7 separate regions of the Mus musculus genome follow, and regions 1, 2, 3, 4, 5 and 6 are each linked to region 7. A link is a loop called in an ENCODE intact Hi-C map of the cell type or tissue named here. Cell type or tissue: left cerebral cortex. All regions are shown on one strand.

What was found. A loop is a pair of places that touch in the nucleus more often than their neighbours do. Peaks named below come from ENCODE experiments on the same cell type or tissue, not always from the same donor. Only the 100,000 strongest peaks of a DNase experiment are listed, where the experiment ranks them.
Region 1: it touches region 7 in a loop (3-fold over the local background); 12 of 42 quality-filtered maps call a loop at or near these places.
Region 2: a loop joins it to region 7, with 2.3 times the contacts of the local background. A loop is called at or near these places in 7 of 42 quality-filtered maps.
Region 3: a loop joins it to region 7, with 2.8 times the contacts of the local background. A loop is called at or near these places in 18 of 42 quality-filtered maps.
Region 4: it touches region 7 in a loop (2.3-fold over the local background); 8 of 42 quality-filtered maps call a loop at or near these places.
Region 5: it touches region 7 in a loop (2.9-fold over the local background); 19 of 42 quality-filtered maps call a loop at or near these places.
Region 6: a loop joins it to region 7, with 2.2 times the contacts of the local background. A loop is called at or near these places in 10 of 42 quality-filtered maps.

What each region holds. Positions count from the first base shown.
Region 1 is chr6:88,637,776-88,641,775 of GRCm38, reverse strand. No RefSeq gene overlaps it. Among named protein-coding and RNA genes, the nearest start is that of Kbtbd12, 12 kb to the right of the region's middle. In left cerebral cortex, a CTCF peak has its summit at 1,675 (motif pointing left); DNase peaks (open chromatin) are centred at 1,665 and 2,617; H3K27ac peaks cover 1,900 bases.
Region 2 is chr6:88,573,836-88,577,835 of GRCm38, reverse strand. All of the region lies in intron 5 of Kbtbd12 (kelch repeat and BTB (POZ) domain containing 12), which reads left to right. Among named protein-coding and RNA genes, the nearest start is that of Kbtbd12, 52 kb to the left of the region's middle. In left cerebral cortex, no CTCF peak of the experiment used is centred here; DNase peaks (open chromatin) are centred at 1,144 and 1,856; H3K27ac peaks cover 1,630 bases.
Region 3 is chr6:88,810,735-88,814,734 of GRCm38, reverse strand. The region is part of intron 5 of Mgll (monoglyceride lipase); the gene reads right to left. Among named protein-coding and RNA genes, the nearest start is that of Abtb1, 29 kb to the left of the region's middle. In left cerebral cortex, a CTCF peak has its summit at 1,641; DNase peaks (open chromatin) are centred at 1,626, 2,494, 3,085, 3,469 and 1 more place; H3K27ac peaks cover 3,466 bases.
Region 4 is chr6:88,624,801-88,628,800 of GRCm38, reverse strand. It overlaps Kbtbd12 (kelch repeat and BTB (POZ) domain containing 12), which reads left to right and starts at 1,372. Exons shown (of 6, transcript NM_001278671.2): 1 at 1,372-1,404. In left cerebral cortex, no CTCF peak of the experiment used is centred here; DNase peaks (open chromatin) are centred at 1,139 and 1,590; H3K4me3 peaks cover 998 bases; H3K27ac peaks cover 1,057 bases.
Region 5 is chr6:88,825,207-88,829,206 of GRCm38, reverse strand. It overlaps Mgll (monoglyceride lipase), which reads right to left. Exons shown (of 8, transcript NM_011844.4): 8 at 847-3,556. The coding sequence ends at 3,431. Among named protein-coding and RNA genes, the nearest start is that of Abtb1, 15 kb to the left of the region's middle. In left cerebral cortex, CTCF peaks have their summits at 1,140 (motif pointing right), 1,961 and 2,475 (motif pointing right); DNase peaks (open chromatin) are centred at 2,089, 2,442, 2,913, 3,576 and 2 more places; H3K27ac peaks cover 2,566 bases.
Region 6 is chr6:88,587,520-88,591,519 of GRCm38, reverse strand. The region is part of intron 4 of Kbtbd12 (kelch repeat and BTB (POZ) domain containing 12); the gene reads left to right. Among named protein-coding and RNA genes, the nearest start is that of Kbtbd12, 38 kb to the left of the region's middle. In left cerebral cortex, a CTCF peak has its summit at 1,848 (motif pointing left); a DNase peak (open chromatin) is centred at 1,844.
Region 7 is chr6:88,722,432-88,726,431 of GRCm38, reverse strand. Mgll (monoglyceride lipase) reads right to left here and starts at 2,020. Exons shown (of 8, transcript NM_011844.4): 1 at 1,861-2,020; 2 at 587-731. The coding sequence starts at 711. The region is part of intron 2 of Gm26588 (a long non-coding RNA gene); the gene reads left to right. In left cerebral cortex, CTCF peaks have their summits at 692 and 1,829; DNase peaks (open chromatin) are centred at 600, 1,295, 1,543 and 1,831; H3K4me3 peaks cover 2,480 bases; H3K27ac peaks cover 2,536 bases.

The DNA of each region.
Region 1 (4,000 bases), 85 kb after region 7:
GAACACAGAGGGCAAGAGGGCAGCATGTGACCCGGCTCTGTAACAAGCAGCTTTAGAAGCAGCTGACCCACCCCAGAGAGAATGACAACTTTCTTGAGACACTATTAATCATGAGGACTCTATCCCCATGACCCGAGGCTCCACCTCCCTCCCAACACTGCTAGATTTAAGAAGTACATCTCAACATGAGTTTCGGTTTTTGATTTTTGTTTTGTTGTTGTTGGGGCAGGGAACCATATTTAAACTATAGCAACTCTCAAATATTAGGAAACTAGAATTATGTAAGATATTGGCACAAGTAAATATAATGAATGTTAACTGTTGTGAGAGGTCATTGTAACTCTACTGTGACTTTATTTGAATTCTTGAAATTCTTTCAAAATGAAGAAATAACAAGATATATTCCCACAGCCAGGCAGTGGTGGCTTATGACTTTAATTCTAGCACTTGGAAGGCAGAGTCAGGCAGATCTCTGTGAGTTAGAGGTCAGTCTGGTTTACAAAGTGAGTTCCAGGACAGCCAGGGCTACAAAGAGAAACTCACCTCAAAAAAAAAAAAAAAAAAAAAACCAGAAGGGAGGGGAGGGGAAATAAAACATCAGGAGAACAGCCTATAGGCTCCAGATGAGCAAATGTTATAGTTTCTGAATAGTGAGTAAAGATTGCTATAGGTAGACCAGTGAACCGGAAATTGACCTTCAGAAAATTCTAGAATGTATTTTCAAATGAATGCTTTTCGAATACATAGAAAAGTTTATTAGTGTACCACCAATACTCCTACTGTGGTGTGCACCCACACAGCCCCCTGTCAGTACAGATCTCTATAGGCCAACAGGAACACATACACGCACACACATACAAATAGACAAGACAGATCAAAGTAACCTCATTATCTTTTTTAACTATAACGGAATGGTTATAAGCACAGTGAACTTGACTTTGGCAGTTTTTACTCTGTTGTTGAAAACATTCCGTGGAAAAGGTAAATAAATGCCTGCGGGTGTTTCTGCAGCAGCTTGCATCTGGTCCCTCAAAGAAAGCTGGAAGTGCATTTTTTAACCTATGTCTGCTGTTCAGAGGTTGGTGGCTTAAACAATAGGAGCTGCTTTGCAGCTGGCGTTGAGGGTCCCATGCCTCACCTTGGTTTGCAGAGGGTTATCTTCATGTTCATGTGGCATTTCATGTGTGAGCCTTTATCTGTACACTCATTATCCACATAAGCAGAGCCCACTCAGGCACTCCTTGTTCATTTGATTGGCCCTGTGCACCCTATGTCAAATAAGGCATTCTGGGGCACAGAAGTTAGGATTCCAACGCATAAATTTAAAGGACAATTCAACCCTTAAGTAGGGAAAGAATCTCTAGGACAGAGTCTCAAAATTCCTTCCTCCCTCGCTCCCTTCCTTCCTTCTTCCAACTCTATTGTGATAATACAATTAGGGGAAATGAAATTAGTGTGTAACGATGGAAAGGAAAAGCAATAGTAGAAGCCTGTGAAGGAGGTAGCCCAGAGACTTGAAACTGGAGGATGGGGTTCCCGCGACCACTCAGCTCCCTGGGTGCAGAATGGTCCTGAGACACAGCAGCCTCCCGGCTGGCATGAGAATTAAAGAGGGAACGAGCAAAATGCATTATGCAAACTGCAAGCCTCACAGAACTCTCTAATCATAGGCACTGCCACCTGCTGGGAGGCTTAATCAGAGTTCCAGCAGGGGCGGGGTGGGGGGTGGGGGTGTGAAGCCGGGATTGAGCGGGTGGGATGCTGACTGCAGTTCAATCAGCCATCAAGATGGGGTTGTCATTTCTTTTACCGCTGTTTTGATCAGGTTTGGGAGGCAGGGATTTACAAATTTACAAATCTAATTGTGTGCTAATTTGTGAGACCTATTTGGGAGAATTCCATCCATTTTTCTATTCTTCAAAGGAGTTTAGACATTCAGTGCTTAAAGAGATCCTTAGACATTCAGTGCTTAAAGAAGACAGCTAGACATCATCTTTTCAGTAGCCCAGCCCAGTCAGCCAAGGAGTCAGGACAAACCCCTGAATTTCTTCGGTCTTACACATCCTTACACTACAGGGGTCTATTCCTCTGCACCTCCCAGTAAAGATGTCTGCCTGCTCGCTGACTCCTGCTCTTCCCAACTTCTTCAAGCTTGGTTTCACATTTCCTTTCCCTTCCAGTGCTTGGAATCCCCCACCCCCACCCCCTTTGCTTCCCTTTTTACTTTCCTCGCCTTCTTTTTCTTCTCTCTCTTTTTTCTTCTTCTCTTTCTTAAATAAATAAACTTAAGCTCCTGCGTTAACACGTTTCCCTGAACCTGAAGCACCCCAGGCCTGCTCAGGATCATCATCGAGATCCCACCTAAAGCCAACTTCTCAAAGTCAGAAACAGCTAGAAATGCTTTGTCTCTGAGACGCTAGCTTTGCCAGAGTCTTCAATGTCACATTCTGATATCTGCAAAATGCAGCTCAGAGTTTCCTGAATGCTCTAACCTGAAGCTATTTCTAGATCATCTGCAGAGACTAATGTCCTTCTTCCACTACAGCTGGTCTACACACACAAAGCTTCCACTTTCCATTGGCCTGTACAGAAATTGCTAACTGTGCCCTCAATCCTTTCTTCTTGAACGAAGCCAAACCTCATTTCTCAACCTTCCTTGTGGCTCTAGGGAGCATGTGACACAGTCCTTTCAAGTAACTGATGAAAGGGATTAGATTTGCCTCATCAACATCTGACTCCCACAAGACTCTCACAGTCTTTTCCAAGCCCTTTCCCTCCTCAAAGTTCCTGTCCAGTGGGTAGAAAAATTACTTTAAATGGCTTGATCATCTCAAACAATATTAAGTTCATAGAGGGGAGGGAGGAGCTCTGCTCCAAATCCAATTCTGTAACCTCATTCTATCATAGATGTTTTTATTCTCACAGGGACCCTAGTGAAAGTCGATCACCCTGCAGTTGTTCACTCACCAACCTCTTCTCTAATACTTGGCATCTTAGCTCTCTCTATATACATATCTTTGCTAATCATACCTTTCTCATAACATATTGCTTTAGACTCCCAAAATAATTTTTGGCTGATCTTCCTGATCCCACTCTCAGTTCCATCCAGAAAGCGACTCAGTGACATCCGTGTATTAAATTAGTTGAACGTAACAGGGCAAGGCAGTGCAGATATTCTTCTGTCTTATATTCTTACTGAGGCCATTTCAGGTTTAACCAGAATTAGATCTCCTTGATGGAGAATCTCATGGAAAATTACCCAACTCTATTGTAGGAACCTGAGGTCAGGATGTCCTAGCTAACCATCTTAACATCTATTAAAATGGCTGTTTGTGCCGAAAACCCCTCTAGCTGACCACTTCTTTAAGTTTCTGTTAAACTTTAAGCCCCCAGAAGCTGTTGAAGTGGAAATTTCTGGTTCATTTGGAAAGTCAGTTATGTGAAATGTTGTTTTGCTGAAGCAGGCACAGGTGAACAGATGTTTTGCTAAAGCAAGCACCTGAAAGAACTCATGATGAAAGATTCTTCGCTAATGACGCACATGTATTGGTTCGCCTTACATTGCATTGCTGAGTTCTGTTTGTCATGACTCCATAGCCAGAAATGCACCAAAAGACTTCCCATGGCTTCTTGCCACTTCTGTGGACTCAGGTCAATTGGCAGAGTGATGTTAGCTGATACAGTCTCACGTAGAGTTTTGCTAAGACAAACTCACATGGTGAGGCAAGACCTGCTGGAGGACACCTGATGTTTGAAGGGAGTATAAATAGGACCCAAAGGACTCTAACAAGGCTTGTATAGCTAGTTTTGCAATACTTAGTTGGTCTTGCATCTTCTTCGCAGACCTTGACTTCACTGAGAGAGGCATAGCCTAGAACTTCTCCTGGTGTTCCTGCTGGTCCTAATCACTCCTGCTGACTTGTACCAATTTAGCTGAGGCCTGGCTGTTTCTGCTAGGTCATGCCACTGCTGCTGATTCATGTTTGCTATCCTGACACTA
Region 2 (4,000 bases), 150 kb after region 7:
AGGTGGAATACTTTTTTTTTTTTTTTAATCTCACGGAGGCCTCCAAATGTTAGTCCTGAAGGTCACAAGAGAAAGACCAGTTCCAGAATTTTGAGCCAAATTTGAAGGAAGCTTTAATTAAATAACGGCCAAGATGATTGTCTCTGACCAGATCCATCTCTAGGTTCCCAGGATGTGGTCATGAGTCACATTTTACAGAGGCTTAAAACGGCAAAACCTCATAGCCACCAAATTTCCCATCAGGTCCAATCAGGAAGAAGCGTACGTCTTGACATATTTCCTGCCTACATCCCTCCCACCCACCCACATCCAATCAAGCACAAACAAACTTTAGGGGAGCAAAACCATGTGACTTGATATTTCCCAAGAACCACAGCACCCAACAGTCCAGGAATTTATCTGCCCTTGGGCAAGTGAGGCTTATAGTTTAACTTGGCTCTTACAGGCTCAGACATAAGAACTAGATATTGAGCTATATTTATATATAACCAATACTGTGCCTTGATTATCCTGTAAAAATGAGAAAATAGAAAATAGGTAGGTATGCTAAGGATGAGAAACAAAGCTAAGTCCCACGAATGCCTTGTCTTTGTTTCTGTGACTAACACACATTACCCAAAGCTAGATGCCTATAAGAAAGGCTTTTTTAGCTCACAGTTTTGGAGGCTAGAAGTCCATGCTCAAGTGACCCCAAACATTGGTGACAGAGACCTCCTTGACTGGGTCACTGCATGGTGGATGGTGTCCTGGTGGCAGTGTATGCAGAGGGAAGAGTCACATGGCAACACAAAAGCCCAAAGTAATTCAGGAGTTATTCTCACTCTTATGTCTGTTTTGTGAAACAAGGTCTCACTGTGTATCGTGAATTGGCCTGGAAGTCACTGCATGAGGTAGGCTGGCCTTGAATTTTCGGGGACCCTGCCTCTGCTTCCTAGGAGCTGCAGTTGTGGGGGTGAACTGCAGTCAAGTACTCCGGGGCACTAGTCAGAGGCCCATGAGAGCTGCATCATCCCTTCTGAGGAGAGCAATCCCAGGGTGTGTTCTCCTCCTACAAAGCCCCGCTTCTTAAAAAGCTCTCCACCTCCAGCATCGCCGCTCTGGAGACCAAGTCTCTTGCACATGAATCTTCGGAGAACAAACTCGAGCAGTATCTAAAGCACAGCCGCCTTCATCTGAGAAATCAAGAATGAAGTGTTAGAAAAATGTTATTTATAGGGCTGGAATCGGTGCCTGGAGAAGCAGCCGAGTAGGAAGGAGAGCAGTGGGTAGGGACAGCTTCTTCAAGGAATTACAGGGGTGAAGTCATCTGACTCTTCGTATCGTGTGAATATGAAGTTAGGAAAGCTGGAACAAAGTTCACAATATGCAAATCAAGTGTGAATGAAGAGAATGGCAGGGAGCACTCTAAGGAGTCCGCCTGAGGCCAGTCTCTGTGAGTCTCGTGGGGTCCTCATTTCTTCTGCACCGAAACACTGGCTGCCATTGTTCTGGGTGGATTTTATAAGCATTTTTGTATAGCAGGTGACCTTATCCGACTCCGTAACAAAGGGCAGACACACTGACCCTTTCATGGAAGTCTTCTGATTCCTAAGCCCAGGATTTCTCTCTAGTACTCACAGGTGTTAGTTGGCACACTTCAGGTCCTGGGAGATTAGGAGCTCAGATAGGTGAAATTCAAGATGCTGACGCCACAGCAGCAACAGCAGCAGCAAAGGATACTGTCCTTCATCTGCAGCTCAGGGGTCCCCTGTCTCCATCAGCATCCATGAATCTGCAGTAAACAGATTACAACAACCCAGAGTTTCACAGTCCTTAACAGACTCCTGAATCTCTCCAGCAGGCTCTCTTCCCCACCTAACATAGGTTGAGGAAGCCAGCATGTTTCAAGGCCAGAGCTTATAACACCAGTCTTTCACACATTCTTACAAAACATAAATGAGGAGACAATTCTCAACTTATTCTGTGAAGTCAGTGTTATCCCATTTAAAAAAAAAAAATCAAAGCTCAGAGGCTAGGGAGATGGTGCAATCAGTAAAGTGCTTGCTGTATGAACCTGTGTAAGAGGCCGATACACTTCTGCACACCCAGCGTAAGGAAGGATCCGGGACTCACTGCCCAGCCAGTCTGGCTGAATCGGTATGTTCAGAGTTGTAGCTAAAGAGCTGGCACCAGGGTTAAAGACATGCACTGCTCTTGTAAAAAAAAAAAAAAAGCGTGGTTCCCAGCACACACATCAAGCTGCTCACAGTTGCCTGTAACCCCAACTCCAGAAGCGCTGACACCCTCTTCTGGCTTCCACAGGCACCTGCATTCACATGCATATACCCATACACAGACATACACACAGACACATCATTAAGATGGCTCAGAGGTTGATAGCACTGACTGCTCTCCCAGAGGTCCTGAGTTCAGTTTCCAGCAACCACACGGTGGCTTACAACCATCTGTAATGGAATCCAATGTCCTCTTCTGGTGTGTCTGAAGACAGTGGCAGTGTACTCATATGCATAAAATAAATATATAAATAAATAATAAATAAATAAATAAATAAATAAATAAATGGAGCTGAGGAAAGAGCACTGGCTGCTTCTCCAGAGGACTGAGATTTCTTCCCAGCACCCACAAGGCAGTTCACAACCACCTGCAACTCCAGTGTCAGGGGATCTGACACCCTTTTATGGCTTCCTTGGACACTACACACACACACACACACACACACACACACACACACACACACACACACAAAATACACAGAAATGTAGGCAGGCAAAACACCCATAAAAATAAATATTTTTATATTTAAGAGAAAAGTAAAACTTAAAAAAATAAGTAAGGTGCAGAGCCATTGAGGGCTTGAGGAAGACTGATGTCAGCTCAGGCTTCCATACATACACTCATATATATGCATTTACCCGTACAGACAGCACACGTAGACACCCCAAAAAAGGCAAAAAATTCCAAATGTAGCAAACTGAAACCAGAAGCATTCAAAAAGAGTAGGGTGGGGAAAAAAAAAAAAGAGTTACATGTTATGACCAAGCTAGATTCTCCCAGACAGGCAACAGTGACTAATTGTCTAAAAACTCATTTATATAACACACCTCTTAAATAAAATAAAGGACAAAAACAGGATAATTATCTAAACAGATGAAAAATAAAGGAGAAAAGCCAGTCCCCACTCACAGCAGACTCAGCGTGGCGGCTTGATATGCGTGGCCAGGGAGTGGCCTGGTTGGAGTAGTGTGTCACTATGGGGTGGCCTTGGAGACCCTCCTCCTCACTACCTGGGAGACAGTCTTCTCCTGGTAGCCTTTGGAACAAGACATAGAACTCTCAGCTCCTTCTCCTGCACCATGACTGCCTGGATTCCAGCTGCCATGCTTCCTGCCTTGATGATAATGGCCTGAACCTCTGACCCTGTAAATTTGCCCATAGTAAATGTTGTCCTTTATAAAAGTTGCCTTGTTCCTGGGGTCTCTTCACAACAAAGGAAACCCTAACTAAGACACTCAGCAAAGTAACTGAACCACTAACACACATCTATGGAAAATCTGCAGCTAACATCATACTCACTGGTGAAAAACTGAAAACCTTGGCCCTTAGACTCAGGAACAAGACAAGAGTGTGCATTCTTGCCATTTCTGTGCAGCACTGTGATGGAGATTCTGCTGCAGGTAATTAGAAAAGAGAAGGAAAACACACGCAGCCAGATTATACAGGAATAATTAATTACCTAGGATATGATCCTTTACTTAGAAAATTCTGAAAAGTTTTTTTTTTAACTTATTGGTACTAAGAAACAAGATCAGCAAGGTTGGAAAAGTAATGTACAGAAAATCACATTTCTATGCCCTTGTAGCGAACAATCCAAATTTAAATTAAGAAAACATTCCACTTATAGTGCCATTAAAATAAATAAAATACTTAGCAAAAAACTTAGCAAAAAGCACAGAACTTGTACATTGAAAAAGTGCAAAGTGCTCTCCCTGAGGACCCAGAC
Region 3 (4,000 bases), 88 kb before region 7:
CTAAATACGTTGTCAGGATATGTTATCACAGCAACAGGAAAAGAAAACAAGGCAGGTGATGTCCGAGCACAGGTACCCAGGCCACAGCAAGAGCCGGGACCTTCCTGGCCCGAGTCACAGACATAGATGAGGGCTACTGCCTCACCTGAAAAGCTCCTCACTGACTCCCAGTGCGCAGGGAGAGTAGGAGTCACATTCCAAACCGAGCCGCTGGATGGACTCAGATGCTTGCTGGGCTATGGTCACCAGCTTCCTAAATCTGCACGGTAACTTCTAAGTAACAAAGCTAACAGGACCCATTCAGAGGGGAGCTCAACTTCAGGTAACAACAACCTCATGGCTTAAAGAGATATAAGTACTTTAGTAGCTACTTCTACTAACAAATCAAGGCAGGTAGAAGGCTGTTCCTGAGACACGGGCATCAAGCATCTGCAAGAGGCTCTTTCCCCAAGGTTCTTTTAAGGATGGATGATTGAGGCAGGGACGGAGTGTGGAGGGAGAAAGGCCTCCGCAGTGGAAGGATGCTGATTGGATAAAGGGCAGGAGGGCTGAGCAGCAGACAAGGGCCGAATGATAAGGAGGCATAGAGGAAGAAGTCACCACAGCAGATCCCACACCTGGAGGAGTCAGGGGTCAGGGTTGCCAGACAGTTCCTAGAAGCAGCTGCAATCACACCCCTAAGCTTTGGCCACAGCAGCAGGCCACACCGCTACAGTGTGTCAGCACGCACCCCTGATTCTCCCAGGAGACAGAGGGTGGGGCCGTGCTCACCCACAGGTGGAAAGCATACGGGATCCAAGTCACTGACACTTCGGCAGCCTTCTCAAGAGAGGTCTTCGTGATGTGCAATTTGTCCTGCAGGGTGTGGAGACAGCGTGGGCGCAGCTCAGGAAGAGGGAGACTACGAGCTGCCCACCTTTCCCAGCAGGCAAGTCAGACCCAACTGGATCACAACTGGGTGTTAACTCTGGGTCTGAATCCCTGCGAAAGTCTCGTTATAACAACCTTCATTAGTATATATTTGCATGTGGTCATTTTACAAACGTGCTGGCTTCTACAGACATTTCTTTCAAGTTTGCCGCGTAGTTTGCCTGTGTTTACCCCCACTCTTCGCTCCTGCTCCCCATTCCTTTTTCTTGCTCAGCCTATTCCTTTTCTCAAAAGTGCCCTTTCTACTTTCACACCGTGCGCCTCTGCATATACATGTGTGCTTTTTTCACATATGAGAGGAAGTGTGGCATTTGTCTTTCTGCGTTTACTTCATTTCACACAATGATTTCCAGTGCCACTCATTTTCTTGCGAGTGACATAATTTTGTTCTTTGTGCCTGAGTAAGAAAGACTCCATTGTGTGAGCACACTGTATTTCCTTGATCCAGTCACCTGCTGATGGCAACTTGGCTGGTTCTGGATCCTGGCCACTGACACCTATAGCGGTGAACCTGGGTGTGCAGACATCTCTGTCTAAGTTCCCACAAGTGGTAATACCTGCATCACATGGTAACCTGTTTTCTTTATTTTATTTGCTTACAAATGGGGACAATCAAGCTTCCTCTAAGATTCCTGGTGTTTCCCCTGCAGAACTTGTGGCTTGGTCCTTGCTGGTTAACTGAATGAAAAGCAAACAGCACCCCTAGTGGAGAAGTGTGTGGCTTGCAACTTTTCTGATGGTTTTTGAGACAGGAACTCACAGGGTAGCCCAGGCTAACCTTCAACTTACCACCCGCTCTTCACTTTTGGAGAATTGGGGTGGCAGGTATATACTCCCATGACTGGATCTGTGACTGAAGCTTTGCGATCTGTAATGTAGCCCTATAAACGTACTTCTCCCCCAACTGTGGCTGCTCTCCTCATGAGCAAGGCCTGGAGAAGGTGTGTGTGTCTGTCCGTCCGTATGTCTGCCCTGAGTCTCTGTCACAGCCTGAGGACAGTTCTGAATCAACTGCAGTACCCATCACTGTAAATAGTAGAGACGTGCATAAATGCCTTTATTGATCTGAAAGGTCTTAATAGCTCCTCTGATCATTTTTAAGCTTCAGCCAGAAGAACTTGCTGTGAGAGGTAGTTACTGCCCCTTCGTTCTAACGTGGCTCCCAAAAGCTGGCCTGCACGGAGGCCACGGGATGGCTACAGCTGTGACCTGGCAAGGCTCTCTAGGGTAACTTTAAATTGTTCTGGGCAGGAATGCATCCTGCCCAGTTGAGCAATAGAATGTTTTGTGCCTTTCCAGTGGCTCGGAGCACGCTCCGATGGCTCTGAGCTTGCTTTTCAAGTTCAGATTCTGGAAATCTGAACCCCAACTCTCAGAAAACAGGTGCCTGTGGGTCTGAAGGAGTCACACCTGTAGCTTATGGCGGCTGACCCACTGGCCCGTGCAGGGCACTCTCATCTGCAGCACCCCGTTCCATATCCCTTCCAGCCCACTGGAGTCCACTGACACTGGGGTGTTCAGATGGGAAGTAGGCTCTGGCCCACAGGAAGCTGACCTGGGGACATGCTTTAGGGTGAAAGGGGCTCAGTGGCCCAGGCAGTAATCAAACCGACCTTGAGAAAAACAATGGCCTCATTTCCTGGTCTTCTAATTGGGAGTCATTTCCTGTTCTTGCAGGTGGCACGGGAGCAAACAGTGCTCTCTGTGAGACAGGTCTCCTGGAGCTAGCCCCTCCCCATACTTCAGCTAGAGGCTCCCAAGAACTGGGAATGGAACACCCTGAAGTCCTGCTCAGTAGCCCCAGAGACCTCATAGGGAGCTAGATACCCACCCCCACCCCCACCCCCACCCCCAGGGACCTCATAGGGAGATAGTTCCCACTGAAGACAACCTTGGCGGTCCCAGCCCAGCCTGGCCGGGAAGTTTTGCCTTCCTTAAGGTTCCTAGAAAAAGAAGGGATGCCAGATGACACAGAGAGATTGTTCAAGAGAGGCAGCCTGGGCTGGTGAGCAGCTGAGACTGGTTCTCTGCAATTTTGGTCTCTAAATTTCTGCTGTTGCCGTCCCCCCCCCCCGCCCCCCCCCCGCCCCCGTGAAACCACTTCCTCAGCAGAGAGTGCTGGGCACTGCTGTCTTTGTCCTCAGTCTCTTCCCGGGGCTAAATATATCCCAGCTTGTCTGAACAGAGCCTCAGTGTAAAAAGCAGATGGTGCTGAGTTTATGGTGCCTGGGCATCCTCCCACCCCAGGGGTGAAGTGGTCACCTTCACACACCCATATGCACACGAAGACTGACGCACTACCTGGGGACCAGCTGAGGCTTGGGTACTGGCTGGAGGATGCTGTCTGGTCACACCAGGATTTCTCTTCTGGGGTTGGCTTCCACTGTGTGGGTCCCCACAATCATGTGCCCACCACTAATGGGGCATGCCAGCCCCATTAGCTGAGCTCAGGGATCCATGTGGCTCTGGGACCATTCACAGGACATCATGGAGGAGGGGGGGGTTCTCTTTCACTCCTCCCATCCCTCCTTCAGAGTCCCCTCCTGTGCACACCGCCTCCACTTCATTTCCCAGCCAGAGCACAGGAAGGGAAAAGGCAGCAAGCACTCAGTCCACCTGTGAGGCTCACACGAGTAGGCAACTGGAAATGAGCTCAAGGTTGCTTGCTCTTTCGGGAGTTCTAAGCCAGGGTCTGTACTCGGTGGGATACGCGAGTCCGGTGGGGAAAGACCACCAAGGCATTCAACAACAAAACGACAAAATAAAACCAAACCCCTCAAAGAACAAGCAGATTAAGTAAAGGGACATGTAATATTATCCCCCTAGTCTACGTGGAACAAGTCCCCATCTGCAGAAAGAACACACGGTGCTTTGTGCACGCCAACTGTATCCCGTAAGCCATCTCTGACAGCATGGCTGCTGACCGGCCGGCTCCCTCCGGCAGGCATCTCTTCATGCCCTTTTCTATCTTCTGACATTTGAACTCTATGAATTATTCTCCAATATTTAAAATTACGCTGGAAAGAAAAGAAAGGCGTGGTGATCCTCTCTCGGGGAGCCTGTCTGAAGA
Region 4 (4,000 bases), 98 kb after region 7:
GAGAAAGACTTATTTCTATGACCCCCAAAGCTTTGGGGGAGGGAGTAACGGAGTATTATTGTACAGTGTCTCATGTGCCCCAAGCTAGCCTTGAACTCCCAGTGAAGCCGACAGCCCCTTAAATTCCTGATTCCCCTGCCTTTACTTCTTGGGTGCTGGAATTACAAGTATGTCCAACCACTTCTAGCTTGATCTTGACTTTAAGAGAAAGGAATCACACACAAAAGAATCAGAACGGTTTCTAGAAACTGAAACAACCAGGTGACAGATTCTCTCCTAGAAATACACATCCACTGACAGCTTCACTTTAACCTATCGAGATCCTCACCCTTCCTAATGCTGTGACCCTTTAATACAGACTCTCATGTTGTGGTGATATTTCCAAGGGTCTTAGGTGACCCCTGTGAAAGGGTCATTTGACCCCTCCTCCCAAGAGCTTGTAACCCTCACACAAATGTGTATTACTACACTAAAGCCATTCTGGCTCGTTTTAAGCTAGCTGACTTAATACTGAGTCTTTAATCACAAAATAGATGATGCTCTATGACATTCTGAGGGGTACTAGCTCCCCATCACTGAGAGCACCCTGAGAACAGAATTAATCTTTTCTCAGGATTCGGGGACACTTTCCACTTACAGGAAATCCCCCCTCCCACATCAGAAGCTGAGTGCTGAAATTCAGTTGCCAGCTGTAATAAATAAAAATACAGAATTCTATGTTCTGTATTGAAACCAAAACCTGTTTTTGGTTTCAAAACAATGAGTTGCTTCTAAATGTGGACTGGCCATGCGATCTCTGAAACATATTATACGAAAAAAAGAAAAGAAATACCACTTGTATGTCTGAATTGTATATTTAACTGGATTCCTGTGTTTTCTTCAGCAACCCTACCATAGGCCGTACTCAATAAGATCACACAGAAGCCTCGGGTGAGCTTTGCAACGTTTAAAGATTAAATGAAAGACGTGTCCCCTTAAAAGATCCGATTTCCAAATTCTCTTTTCAAAGGTGTCTTTTTGGGCTCTTGACTGACAGAACACCGTTGTCCCTAGCGCGCGGTGTGGCGCGGGAAGACCCCGCGCAGGCGCACTTGCCGGTGAGGGACCTCTGGGGTCTGTGTGGAACAGGCGCGGGAAGACCCCGCGCAGGCGCACACTGCAGCGCGTGTCCCGGCCGCTTCCCGCGCGGAGGCCGAGCACCTGTTACCTCTGGGTGGCCGCCAGCGCCCTCCTCGTCCTCGCTGGGACGCCGCCTGTCCCTTGCACCCCCCTCGCTTGGTCTATTTATAGTGCTTGTCAGCCCAGGCCCATTTCGGGTAGTGTAGTCAGTCAGGCCTGCCCCGCCGCGCCCTCCCGACCCCGCGTGTGCCTAGTCACGGCGCCATGGCGGCGGAGCAGCAGCGAGTAAGTAGGGGCCTAGAGAGGGGACGCCCCCTCGGTCGGCCGGCCGGTGTGGGGTCAGCGGCCGCTCCGGTCTCCCTGCGGCATAATCCATTTGCTAGACCTCCAGGATAATTCCCTTCCCTAAATGACCCGGCTGATTATTTTGCGACCCCGCTAGACTATAAATGCCATCGAGGTAAGGGCTCTCCTGCCTTCCCGGAGCCCATAATAAAGCAGGGTTCGGTTCGTTTAAATTCAATCAGCGCTGAATGTATCCCTGGGCGACTCTCTTAACTTTAAAGCCAGGAATATAATTGCCTTGCATTTTCCCCACATGATTCTTAAGAGGAACTAATGAGCTATAATGCATATTAAAGCACTCGGAAAAAGTATAAGGAACTGGGTGAATGCAAAACATTGCGAGCACACCAAAGGAAAAAGAAGAGAAAGCTTATTTGTCTTTATCATCTCTGTGACTCATTATTGCAAGCCTTATGTACATCTGAGGGTGACTTGTTCGTATTAAACAAATCAGGGAAACGACATCAGCGGGGAAAGTTGAGTGTAATTAGGGTGGTATGCATGTTCAGCCATTTCCTACCGCGCTGGCAAAAGTAGGACTGGGGAAATCTGGTGATGGCAGAAACAACATACAGTAAGAGTGTTAGGTTATAAACCAGGGGTCACAAACTTAAATGGCTGTAAAATCACCCTCAAGAAGAGAAATAGGGAAGGCACCATAAATAATGGCTGACACTTAGGGCTTAGCACGGGTGGGCAGATGTGCCAACTGAGAAGCTGCAGCTGGCTTTTAGGTCACTTGGAAATAAGCCATTGTTGCCATTTTTTTTTTCTATAAATGCGGGAATGTTTCAAGTTTGCTTCAGCTGGCCCTTCCCCAGGAATGAGGCCTCTATCTCAGAGAGCAAATAATGACTGTGAATTAACTTTGAGGGTGGAGGTCAAAAGTAGATGTCATAATGCCACAAATAAAGGGAAGAAAGTCTCCTGGAAGGATTTATAGTTGGACAAGAGGATAATAACTTAAAGCATGGTTTAAGCAAAATCAGAATCTCCAAAGCTAACATATACATGTAAAAACACAAAGAGAGAAGGGCAGATATAGTGACACATGCCTTTAATCCTAGCACACAGGAGACAGAGGCAGGCAAGATTGCTGTGAATCAGAGGCCAGCTAAGGCTACCTAGAAAGACCCTGCCTCAGAAATATTTATTCAGATATAGGAGGGTAAGGTTATTAGGAATGATGTAGAACTAAACAAAGCATTAGTTTGATCAAACAACCATACCAAGAAACTCTTTTTTTTTTAATTTACTCACTTTACATTCCCCTCCCTGTCACCCCTCCCACAATATTTCCCCCCTCCCTCCTCCTTTTATCCACTGAGCAGGTGGGGGCCCTCCTGGGTATCACACACACACACACACACACACACACACACACACACACACACATATCAAGTTTGTGAGGCTAGGCGCATCCTCTCCCACTGGGACCAGACAAGACAACCCAGCTAGAAGAACGTAACTGAGATACAGCAACCACTTTTGGGATAGCTTGGGGATAGACTCTCCCCTCCCCCAACGCTCCTGCTCTTGTCAGATCTCTGAGGCTAAGCAGGATGGGGCCTGGACTGGAGACCAAGCAACTCTTCCATACCAGGTATCAACACAGACACGGAATAGAGAAGTGAATAAAACATGAAGTCCTTTACTTCAGAAAATGTTATCTGCGCTGAATTCTGAAGAACTGGACCGGGGAAGGAGGGTATTCCTAACACAGAGTATTACGTGTACGCATTAGAATTGTTAGCCCTTTGACACTATAAAAAACAATGAGGAGCCAGGTGTGGTGACACACGCCTTTAATCCCAGCACTTGGGAGACAGAGGCAGGCAGATTTCTGAGTTCAAGGCCAGCCTGGTCTACAGAATGAGTTCCAGGACAGCCAGGGCTGTACAGAGAAACCCTGTCTCGAAAAACAAAACAAAACAAAACAAAAAGGCTTTCTTAATAAAACATTTCGCTTTGGAACTGGAAACATTAGAACTGGGACATTATTTTCTGATGTCATAGTTGTTAATATTTCTTAGTTTGTTAACAAAAGTCTGTTGAAGGCAATTTGGGGAAAACTAGATTTTTGGAGCCCTGTCCTTGTTACTTTTCTGCTCTTTAGCTGTTTTTGTTTGATTGGATGGTTGGTTGGTTGTTGGGTTTGTTTGTTTATTTGTTTGTTTTTTCTTTTTGAGACAGGGTTTCTCTGTACTACTGCCCTGGCAGTCCTGGAGCTCACTTTGTAGACCAGGATGGTCTCGAACTCAGAGAGAGTACTAGGATTAAAGACCTGTGCCACTATGTCCAGCTTTTCAGGTCTTTTTTATAAATAAAAATCCAAAGCTTTGATGTTGATCATTTTTACCATAATTATAACCTATTTACTGTACCAAATATTTTTTAAAGATTTGTTTGTTTGTTTGTTTGTTTGTTTATTATACTTATACATAAGTACACTATAGCTGTCTTCAGACACACCAGAAGAGGGCATCAGATCTCATTACAGATGGTTGTGAGCCACCATGTGGTTGCTGGGATTTGA
Region 5 (4,000 bases), 100 kb before region 7:
CCAGAGGACAGCTAGTCTGTCATGTCCATGAAAGTGCCCAGAGGACAGCTAGTCTATCATGTCTAGTGGCACGGGGTACTGAGAGAGAAAGCAGGGGATGGAGAGGCTGTCAATGATGGAGGGTACAGCTTGGAAACCACCCACAGTAGGGACTTTGGCCTTTAGTCAGTAGGGGGTCTCAAGAGACCTTTGCATAGGAGAGAGTTTTGACTTGGCAGGGACCCCCGAGGGAGCTGGTGCTCCCTAGCTCTGATCATGTCAGGCAGGCACATGATGCATGCATGTGCCTGTCCCCGCTCCAGAAGATCATTTCCCCCCTTTCAGTGTTAGTGATTCTTTACCCAGACACATATGCATCTCTAAATGAAGTCATGCATGAAGGCCGCCAGCCCAGGTGCTGGAATTTGGTCATAGCGAAAGTGGGCCAGCCTGATTCTGGTGACACTCGGAAAGTAGAGCTGTTTGGTCAGGAGATTGTGGGGAGCAAGGGGAGGTGCCCAGGACTCCAGCAACAGACTCACCCACAGCCAGGGGAATGACATGAGTAAAGATGGGGTGTGGCCATGCCAGGCACTCAGTTAACAGCAAGCTGTTCAGGCTGCTCGAGCACTGGGGTGGGGGTGGGGGGCTATGCTCTAGCATGACCTCCCCAAGAACGCATGGGAGAATAAAAAATCCAGGTATTGAATTGACCTTTGACCCTGGAAAGGGCTGCCGAGTCCTTCTCACCAGGTGACAAGCACACAACTTCACTGCTTCCAGCACAGGCCTGAAGTTCTCTTAGCAAGAGGAGTTGACACATAGGACGAGAGGCCAGGCAGACAGACAGACACGCAGACACAGGCCTCTCCAAAAGCACGTGGTTTTTATTACGGTGAGCTGTAGTGCACATTGGCTTCTTTAGTAATTCTAAGCCGATACAGGTTCCCCACTAGGAGTATACGTGGGGAGTGACTGGGCGCAGTGACAGTGACAAACCAGTGACCCACTGTGATCCTTAGAAAGTTACATTAGCAATCAGGAGAGAAAGGGAAGTGTGAGGTGGCCCAGAGGCAGGATGTGAGCAGAGCACTCCCCCGATGCTCACATGGTGGAGGGAGGCTGTTCCCCTATCTCTAAGGAACTGGGGCTTAGTGGTTGAGATGTTCCACTGCCTGCAGGTGGCACCTTCTAAAAAGCTTTTCAGGCCCTAAGTCCATGGTTGTTGGAAAAGCCCACAGATGCTCTGTTCTTGCGGGTTCTGGCTCCCCTCCTTCACCCGGGGGAGGACCATCGGCGGTTTCTTGCTGGCTTCCACCTTCTTCAGGCCGAGCCTTGTGTGTCCTAGCATTTTTTCCGTACCCCAATTCCTCTGCATCCTGTGGTGATGGGGGTGACTGTGAAGCCCTGCTGGTCAGGCTTCCTCCAGTGACAGGGGCGGAGTCTGACGAGACTGGCCTAGCTCTCTACAGAGGGAGCCCCGGTGCTGTCATGCAGGGACATGACTCTTAACATGACTCTTACAGGCTTCACAAGACAGTCTTAACTTCTGATCATCCCACCCCTGGGTTTTAGTGTTAGTGGTTCTTTAACCAGATACAAATGCATCTCTAAATGATGTCATGCATGAAAGCCGCCAGCTGGCGTTTGGTTTGGAAAAGTGGCATTGTCAGTGTGCTTTTGGGAGCAGCCTTGGGTGGCTCCTGGTGAGAGTCACAGATCTGAGCACAGTAGTCTGGAATGGTTTTAACTTAATGGAGAGCCAAAATACCCCATGCCCGTCCACTGCTGTCCAGGGTTCCCTGAGCAGGAGGGAGTGCTGGCTGCCCCTCTTCCCACACTCTTTCTGTCTTCATTTTCTAAACAGAAGGAGAGCTAAGAGGGGGCTCTGGACAGCTCCTGGGCCCTTCCTTCCCTGCATGCAGTGCTTGGGCCCTGTTGAGGGGCACAGTGACCTTATGACCTATAGTAGGTGGCCAGCCTCTGACTGCTATGCATGGTCAGGGTCACCAGAGGGGGCAGAGGGCCCTTCCCAGGACCTAGAATCAACTCCAGAAAGGACACTTGGATCCCACCTTCCTGGAGGCCCACCCACCCCTTCCAGCAGCCAGGCAGCTCTCCTTGGCAGCAGTGCCCCTTTCCAGGGTTCTACATGCATCGACAGGACTCCTGAGGTAACAGCAAGGCCCTCCGTAAAGATAGAAGTGCTCCAGGAGAGCAGTGAGTGCTCCAAGAGAGCAGTGAGCCCCAGTTATTGCTGGCGCTAAGTGAGGCCTGGGGGAGGCCTTCAGGCGGGCACCTGAGAGGACAGGGGGCTTGGGTTTCACTGCTTCAGGGGAGCCTCTCTGAGGCCTGGCTGGGCCATCCTGCTGCAGTCTGGCATGGGGTGCAGACAGCTGTGGTCCTTGTCTGCCGGTAGTCATTGAAGTGCTCTGTGCTGCCCCTGGCAGGCAGCCAGCACCGTGGTGGCTCCATGGGAGTCTCTCCTACCACCAGAGGTAGCTGTGCTACTGGCAAGCAACTCCTAGTGGCTCTGGACAGAGGGACCACCCAGGGCCACAGTCCTCCACCCTGTGTCTTCTCTGCCAGGAGAGCCAACTAGTCCTCAATTAGGGGGCTGGGTCCTCGGCAGACCGACCCTGTGTGGGGGTACTGGTTCCTCCAAAGCCGCCTAGGCTTTACCCACCCACCCATATAATCTTTAATTTAGAATATACCATATATATATTAAACAATTATCTTCAAAGCCACCCTCCTCAGCATGGAGTACTTAGTGACCTGAGAAAAGGTGCCTTTCTAAATACATACAACATGCTGTGGGTGACCAAACTCCCAGCAGGGTGGGAGGGGGGAGTTGTGTGGGGGAGAAGAGCTATTTGGGGCCACCTTCCCTTCCCCCAGCCTGGCTTCCATCTGAAAAGTCGCTGACCAGGTCATAGGGTAGTTGCCCGTTTTGAGGAAGTGCCTTGGAGGGGCACATGAGCCTGCTAGGGAGCTAGCTGTGGGGATACAGGCCACCTCATCATATGCCAGAGGACAGCCAGTCAGAGAGGACTTGGTTCAGGAGGAAAGAGACCTCTGATTATTGCAGACTGGGATCTGGGACTGCCAGAGAGTCCCCGAACCCCACAGGAGCTGGGAGAGGTGGGCAATGCTGCTTTGCTTTTTTTTTTTTTTTTTTTTTTTAATTCAAAGGATATTTCCACACAGTCTCTGTGTAGAAAATATACTCCCTCCTTCATAAAGTGCCTGCTCCTTAAGGTAGTAGATCAGTGGCCAGTAGCCATCTATATGACAAATGATCCTTTTTTTTTTTCCCAAAGCAAGTTGCACTAGGGTACTAAGGGTTCCTCCAATTTGTGATTTTTTTTTTTTTTTTTGAGCCAGCCAGCACTGCCCTTCCTCTGCCTGCCTCCCCCCAGACCATGAGCTGGTTGCCTGGCCAGCATGTTCAGGGTGGACACCCAGCTCCTGCTGCTGCTATCCTGTGAGACACCCACGAGTTTACTTCATGGAGGACGGAGTTGGTCACTTCCGGAAGCTCCCTGTGGAGGACGTGATAGGCACCTTCATACATCTGCAAGCAGGAGAGACTGGGAGTTAGAACGGGTGTAGGACAGGCCGGGGACAGGCGTGCACAACGCCATGCGAGCTCACCAGGCAGGCACATCCAAGTGTTTCCCCTACTTCATTTTTAGATGGGACGTTGCCGTGTTGCTTAGGCTGCCCTGCCTCGGGCTCCCTGGCAGCTGAGAAGGTATCTCTGCTCTGCCCCAGGCAGCACCTTCTTGTCATGAATTACAACTTTGTGACGGTTGGATAGCCCCTGCTGTTCCCAGGGCTCTCCAGCTGGTGAAGCTTAGATTCATCCTTCCTTCAGAGAAGCTCCTTGGTCCATCTTCACACCCCTACCTTCCAACACTCTCCCAAGTTCCCCATCCCTCCCCCCAACCCCCCCCCCCCATAGCAGTGACACCCATGGCAAGGTCTCCAGGGATCTCACTTGCCATACCCAGAGACC
Region 6 (4,000 bases), 130 kb after region 7:
TTGGGGCAGTTGTGGTCTTTACCGTTCATCTCCTAAACTTTCTCAGAGTCACTGTCCCTGCCTCAAATGAGCTGTTCTCATTTAGGGACCCAACGCAGACCTTTGGAGGCCCTGCAGTACACACTGGCACAATGTGGGAAGAGACACAGAAAGATGAGCTCAGGGTCTGAAAAGCCCTGGTGTGGATAGAAACACTGCTGCCCAGTGCTGACTGGACACAGACAGTCTAAGCTTGCTACAGTCTGACGGGATGAGACTTTCAACTGCCGCTTAAGTGGCACCAGCAGCTCCGTCCCAGAGCTTTCTGAGTTCTTTCTTTCTTTTTTCTCCTTTTTCTTGATTGCATCCTTCTAGAACTATCTGGATGTCCCTGCAGTTTTACTTGGAAGGGACAGAACAGTTCCGATTTGTGGGTTTTTCTCTCCAAAATCAAGCTCTAACACATGAAACTTGGGCTTTCTTTCTGCCTTTTTTCCCCTGGGATTTTGGGGTTTGGGGGAGTGGGTCGTGGTATTCTGTTTGGGTAGTAAGTAAAATGCATTCTCAGTCTGGTGAGAAATATGTGGGACCATCAACCTAAGCGCTATGAAGCCAAGGCAGGCTTGCTGTTGGCTAGCAATGCCTAACATATATTATCCAGGATTTGGTAAGAGACAGATAAGAACTTTTTAACTGAAAATACCCAAGGGCCCTTGTGTTGGGCTCTGGAAACTGACAAGCTGATGATTTTAAGGCTTTAAACTTGAAACCTAGAATTCTAAGTATCTATGGGGGAATGGGAGAGCTGACAACCTGCGTGAGAGTGAAGCAAATTGCAGCATTTGTAGGCAGAGGCTCAGGTCGTGAGTCAGAAGGGAGCCTGGGGACTCAGAGCGGTGGGCTACTTTTTCTCCAAGAAGCTGAGGCGTTCTAGAACCATCTTCCCCACAGCTCTTACAGCTCAAATGCTATGGCCAGGTAAGTGCTCTGTGGGATCAGAGAGAGCTGCCTGATGCCTCATGCCTGATTGTTTTTGGATTTTTGAGAAAGTCTTACTCTGTAGCCCTGGCTGGATTGCTACTCACTGTATAGTCTGGACTGGCCGTGTGCCCAGGCTAGGTTCAAATTCAGGACCGTCCTTCTGCCATAGCTTCCCAAGTGCTGGGATTACAGGCATGCACTACCACAACTTGTCGATGGCTTTTGACCTGATTCTCTCTACCCAGATTCAAAAGAAATGTCTATGAGCATTTGACCCTAAACCAGCAACAATTCAATAATTCAGTTACACATTCAATATAGGGCAAATGTCAACAATTTCCAAAAACACTTGTGTATGTAAAACCCCACATACATGGAAGAGTTAGATCAGTGGCTTTCAAACATGAAAGAAAATAGCCATCATCAGAGTCCCAGGTGCATGTGTGTCATGATGCCATCCACAAGAGGAACTAAATAAAAGAAAGTTCCCTCGGTGATACCCACGAGTGCTCAGAGGCCCTGGCTTTCTCCCTTTCTTTGTTATTATCTAAGTCATGTGCTTCTTGCCACATTTTGTAAAATTGGTGCTATCATTCTTAGCTTACAGGTGAGAATGAGTGAGGCTTAGAGAAGAATTAAATCAATCAACCTCATTTGGCTATCAAGAAGTGACACAAGAATGTGAACCGGGATCTGTTTCTGCAAGTCCACGTGCTTTCACCAAGGCACACGGGTGCCTCACCCCCCCCCCACAGTCATTCCCCACCCCCAAGTCTGGTTTAGCAAGGCAAGCAACTTTGGGATTTTGCCAGAACTGTTAGTGAAATCCCACTCCTGCTTTGGATCAAGCCCAGATCAGAGTAGAATAAGTCTGCCACCTTGAGGCAGGCCTGAAGGGGAAGGGTGTGCACGAGATTCATGGGCAACTGGGTGGCAAGTCCCTGTGCCTTCAGCCAGCTGTCTGCCGGGCTCTTTGTGGGAGGACAAGCTGCCTCCCACTCATCTCCAGAAATGAAAGAATCTATCATAGACCAACATCAGAAGAGGCCATCTTCATCTTTGTAGGAATAAAATAAAGAAAGAATAGGGAGATGTAATTGTCTTCCCCCTTCCACACCTGAATATTCTAGACATATATTTTGCATGTGGGGTGTATTTGGGTATGACCTATAAAGGTAATTTCTCTCCACTTGCTTGGTTTTGAGTAAGGGGAAGTCATGCTCAGAGATTCTGGTAGCGCATAAATGAAAGCCACGGCGCTGACTTATTGACATTCTGCAGCTATGCCGATCCCACCCTAGGCGTCCCCTCATCAAAAGGCTGTACTTGTAGAGCCAGCACTGACTTATTAATAAAGATCAGGCCTTTATTTGATTATTTATCTAATCAAGATTCATCTTCAGTCTAAGCTCATTAAGCCTGCTGCTAATGGAGTGTGCTTGAGGTGAAATTAACACTCGGTGACAAAGAGACTGAGTCCAGGCTTCAGGGACCAGGACAGAAACAGAGCACAGAGTGAGCTGGGGTGGCCCAGGGGTCGGGCAGAGCATGCGAAGTGTCTGTTCACCAATGAGAACGGGCACATTTCACAAGGTTAGTTTCGACTGTAGTAATTAAATACACTCAGTAGCAGCGCAAAGGTGACAAGAACTCTCATTATCTCAGACAGTCAAGACTTATAAGCACTCTGCTTGTGTCACACTGGGGCAACCTCTCTGAGAGGATTTAAGGTGGAACTCTGACTTAGAATCAAGGTGCTGGCACTTTACCTGCCTCAGCCTGACTCCTACTGACTTCAGTCTAGACTTTTTGCTTCACTCCCTGATCTAACTAGTTGCAACATACACCAGCCCTAAAGCATCTTACCTCTCAGAGAAGGGACTCGCCATCTTCTTACCTTGCAGGTCTCTGCTGCCACACACAAACCCTCTTCTACATGACTTCTTGGCTAGTTCCATTTTCCCTAAGGTGAAGAAGTATCCCACTACCACAGAGTCACATTGAGAGTGGTCCTGGCCATGAACACGAGAACTGTGCTAAGGCCGATGTGACCCTTTCTCCAAAACACAGCAGTGTAGATTCGGCTTCAAAGTAGCCTAAATTACTTCTCAGAGCAGATAGGAGAGAAGGCAGCCAAGCACATCCTGCGTAGATATCTTAATCTCTGGGTTCATGCTGAAAGAATTGGTCAAGTAACGTCAGTAAAGAGGTGGGGGGACCCCTCCAGTCTTTTTTCACCTTCAAAACCTGGCTTAAGACCCACTCATAGTAAATCATGCGGCTCCCATTGCACCCCTAAATTCATTGAGTAGTGTATGGCAGGCTCAACCAAAACCATGTGACCTTTGCCCTTCATGAGTTTACAGGACCAAGAACTGGACAGACAGGGAAGAGTGTCAGGGAGAGCGTGGGGAAGGGACATTTCATACTCATTCATTCATTCCAGACACATGATGTGGGAGGATCTGTGGGAGGAGCTGAAGGCAGGATCAGAGAAGAAGATGACGGAGCAGGTGATAATGAAGGTCTGCCTGATGAATTCAGTGAAGGACAGAGTCTAAGTAGCAGTGAGAAAGAGAGGCAAGGAGACCATGTGAAAAACTTCTCAGCAAATGGAATCTATAATGAAGGCCTTAAGTGTGTCTTAGTTTTCTCTATGTGACTGGTGTTTCTGATCACAGTGGATTGGAAAATCTTATGCAATTGGACTTCAAAGTCCTAACTCTGTACATATTTTATCTGCTCCTTATTTCCATTTGAAGTAGCCCTTAAGATGCCTGCCTGCCTGCCTGCCTGCCTTTCTATTTATTTACATATATGGCCCCTTTCACTCTGTTAACTTCTTGTTTGGAGACAGTGTTTCGTGATGTGGCCCTGGCTGACCTGGCACTTGCTATGTCAACTAGGCTAACCTTGAACTCACAGAGATCTTGCCTGCCTCTACCTCCCCAGTGCTGGGATTAAAGTCATGTGCCACCGTGTTCTGCCTTCACTTCATTAATTTCTCAAGAGCAGGAGCAATAGCCTTGTCAATCTTTCC
Region 7 (4,000 bases):
CTTTTCCTGCTTCACCCAAGAGGAACAGGGTGGTGGGGAGCAGCTGCGGGGCTGGGCACAGCCCCAGTCTGTCTCCAGCAGCAAGGCAGATCCTGGATAGGAAAGTCACTGAGCTGGCGAGAAACCAGAAGGAGACCCCAGGCCCCTCTCCTCCCAGCTAGCTGGGTGTCATCTCTGAAGCTCAGAACTAAGCAGGAGCACACAGCAGAGGTTAAAAAGACAGATACGCGCACATATAATTTTAGTTTTCTTATGCATTCGCTGGCTTTTTTTTTTTTTTAAATTGTTGGGTTTGCTTTTAAATAAATGCTTGCAACAGGGAATCAATTCTGGTACAAAAAAAAAAGTCATATGAATCTTTGAAAACTGCCAGACAGTGGACTCCTATCCTAGTTGTAGTGAAAAGAGAACTCTTGAGCCGTCATTTTAAAGAAAAGCATAAAGTATAGCTCACAACTTTGCTAACACCGCTGTGCCAGGGGTGTCAGTGACATGAGAGGCAGGTCACGGAAAGGGTGGCCCTCATGATGACGGAGGAGGAGGAGGAGCAGGTGCGATGAAGGAGGACGAAGAGGAGAGGACTTACTTGGGTGTGCCACTGGGCTTCCAGTATCTACAAAAGAGGTACTGTCCGTCTGCATTGACCAGGTGAGGCAGGTCCTGGTAGGGAACATTCTGTGGAGTTCGCCTGGGTGAACTTGCCTCAGGCATCCTGCAGGGGTCTTTAGGCCCTTGGAAGAAAGGTGGACATATTCTAAAGTCAGAAATACACTTATGTCCATATGGGAGGAAAGAAAGCCTTTTTTGAGTCAGGACTGTGGCTGTGGCTTCTTTTCTAGGCAATTAAACAAAAAACAAAAAACAAAAAACAAAACAAACAAACAAAAAAAACCCCACCAAACCCCAATTTGATATATATATTTTAAAATTACATACATCTCTTGCAAACCCCTTCAAGATTGAAAAGTCCTGTTTGTCCTTAAGAAAATGCTCACTTTATTTTTTTAAAGTGCCTCAGTATAGCCCCCCTCCCATCTGTGTTTATTTTAAATCATCTCAGGAAACTTCATCTTAAAGACTATTTTAGCTGTAATCAAGCGGAAATTACAGTCAGTTCCGTGGGTACAAAGCCCCAGCTGCAAGGACCCATCTCTCCTAAAATCTCCACTGTGCGGGTTTCAGGGGGCATAATAAGTAGGTGACGCGCCCCAAGCGATTTTTCCCTTCTGAATGCCAAAGATGCCATGACAAACCTGTTTCCATTAGTCTTGGCTTTTGCATTCCACTACCGCCACAGCCTCGAGTATCAGCGCCAGGCAAACGAGGGCTGTTCCCTCATCGCGGCCGCAGGGCAGCACCACGGGGTCCGCGCCCTCCCCGCCTGGGCTGCAGGGGTGCGAGTTGCTCCCTCCTGCTGCTCCAGCTCTAGCTCATGTCGCCACTTTTCCAGAACACACCCCTGAAGGGGTTCCGGGAGCGAGGGACAGCCGGTCCCCAGCCCGGAGCTGCTGCGAGACGCGCTCCGCGGCACCGCGCATTCGCGCAGATGCGGGTCCCCGAGCAAAGTCACCCCGATTCTCCGACAAACTTTGCCTCTTGCCCGCCCGCGACCGCTTAGGGAAGGAAACCTCGCGGCTGTCATCGGCACGCCACACAGGACGTGGACCTGGCCGTTGTTCCCACACCGGTCTGGGAAGATGCAGTTGACGGGCACAAGTCTGTTTGGGGGTTGGTGCGAGGGCGCGAGGGGCGCGTTCACGCGCACACGCTGACACGCGCGCACACTCGTGCGCACGCACACGCGCGCAGGGGACCCCTGGCGGCGGCTCCTATCCTGAGGCAGGGGCGGGAGGCAGTTACCCGGGCCACGAGCGCCGCTGTCACGTTCCCCGAGCACCACGCGGGTCCGGGTCTGCGGCGGGCTAGAGCCAGACTACTGCGCGCGGCCGGCTGCGCAGCGATAGGGCGCGGCGTCTGCGCCGCCACTTTATCCCCAGCCGCTCGGCGGCGGGGGCGGCCCGCTGGGTGGGGACGCGCGGGGAGGCGGCGCCGGGGCCCCACGTGTGCCCGGCCCCCGGGGAGGAGCGGGGCATCGCCCGCCGACCTGCCTCGCGCTTTTCCTGGCCGCGTGGGGGACCTTCACGGGGCACTGAACCGAATTATGGGGCCCTTCCAGCCCATGCGCACAGTCGAGAACACAGACCCTCACACTGGTCCCCGGAGCAGAAACACGCTCACTAGAACTGCATGCACATGTTTACAGTTGCACACGTGCGAGACCCACATTCAGATAGCACAGGTGTAGGCACACCCACAAGGACACATCCTCAGGACCCTTCCCCAGATACAAACTACACACAGAGGTACAAGTGAATGTCACAGTTACTACATGAATACAAACACACAGCATGGACGCACACGCCCTAGACACCATGCACACAGATAAAAACAACACACCACACACACAGTGAGTGTCAGCGCAGAAACCACAGCTCTCATCTTACAGGGGAAAAGATTATTCTGGAGCCATTTTGAATGACCATGAGCTGGAAACACAGATTTAAGTTACCCCTAATTCCATGTTCCTATGTGAAAGCAGTTTCGGGAAGTTTTTTGGGTTTTTTTGGTTTTTGTTTTGTTTTGTTTTGTTTTTAAAATAGTTTTACAGAACAGATAAAGCCGTATATCAAGGCAAGTTTAAAATACATTGGTGGGTACAACAGAGAGTCAGGTAACAGTGAAATGGGAAAGTGTTCCTATAGGCTCAAAATGCTATCTGATAGCATTGCTAACTTTTGGATTTGTAGAAGCTAACTATCGTGTTAAATCAATAGTTAAACAGTGTTCATCTATTGCCTCAAGAAGTTAGTTCTAACAAAGAGGGGCAAGAAAGAAATGGCTGTTCCTGAGGGCCCGAACTTAGCCCAAAATAAAGTAATTTGCCTCTGGACCTGGAACATTCCAACCTCTCCATAGTACTGAAACTTTAATCAGCCAGCTAATCTCAGCAGACACAGCTTCCCTTTAGTTTTCCGCCTCAGCAGCAGAAGTAGCTCCTTTCCCCATGTTTTTGTTCACAACAGAGAAAAACAACACACCATATACACCCAGAGAGCTAAAGATGCGTGACATTCACGCACAAGCGCTTAGAGCTCTGAGAAGGAAGCAGACATACTGCAAGCAAACACACACACACACACACACACACACACTGCATGAAACCATTTCCCCTAGGTGCCCCAGGATCCAGGTCCCACTAGCACAGCTGCCTATGTGGCTGTGGAGTCTGGAATCCAGCACTAAATTTACAGCCTGTCCACTGTGTCCTATGCCTGCCACCTGTGAGTGACAGCTGCAGAGGAAGGATGACCCCAACCCACACCCATCTCCTCAGGCTTTCCAGGGCTTTCTTCTTGGCCAACCACTTTGCAAAATAGCAGGGTTGAATAGTATCATTGTCAGGGCAGCACAGTGGTAGTGTCCACCTAAGGTGAGGCTGCAATCTAACTTGACTTGAATGGTAAAAGGGGTCTCTGAAAGACAGATTGGTTGCAGGCCATGCAGAAGGACCTAGCTCACCCTCTGCCTTAGGCAGGTCTCCAGGGCTTGGACACAGAAGGAGTGGCTAAATGACTTCTTGGAGTTGATTTTGTATTTCCTGGCAGGTCAGGATTAGGGTAAGCAAGCTCAGGCGAAGGACTGGGAGCCTGTTCTCAAAGCTGGACTGGGCCTTAACAGTATCCTTACTATTCACTTCAGCTGTGGTTTACTGAGAGCAAGGGTAGCAGGGTCCTGAAGCCACGGGTTTGAATGTTCCTAGCACTGGTGTTTTGTGACTTTCAATGGTTTGAGAGTTTTGAGAAGAACGGTCCCTTGAGCTGTCAACAGAGTCTCCCCTGAATCTAGAGTTGCTCCCGCTTGATCAGAGAGAGAGTTAAGAGAGTAGAGCCTTGTGTGATTCCTGTAGTCTGGCTCTTCAGGGAATGAGATAAGCCATCCC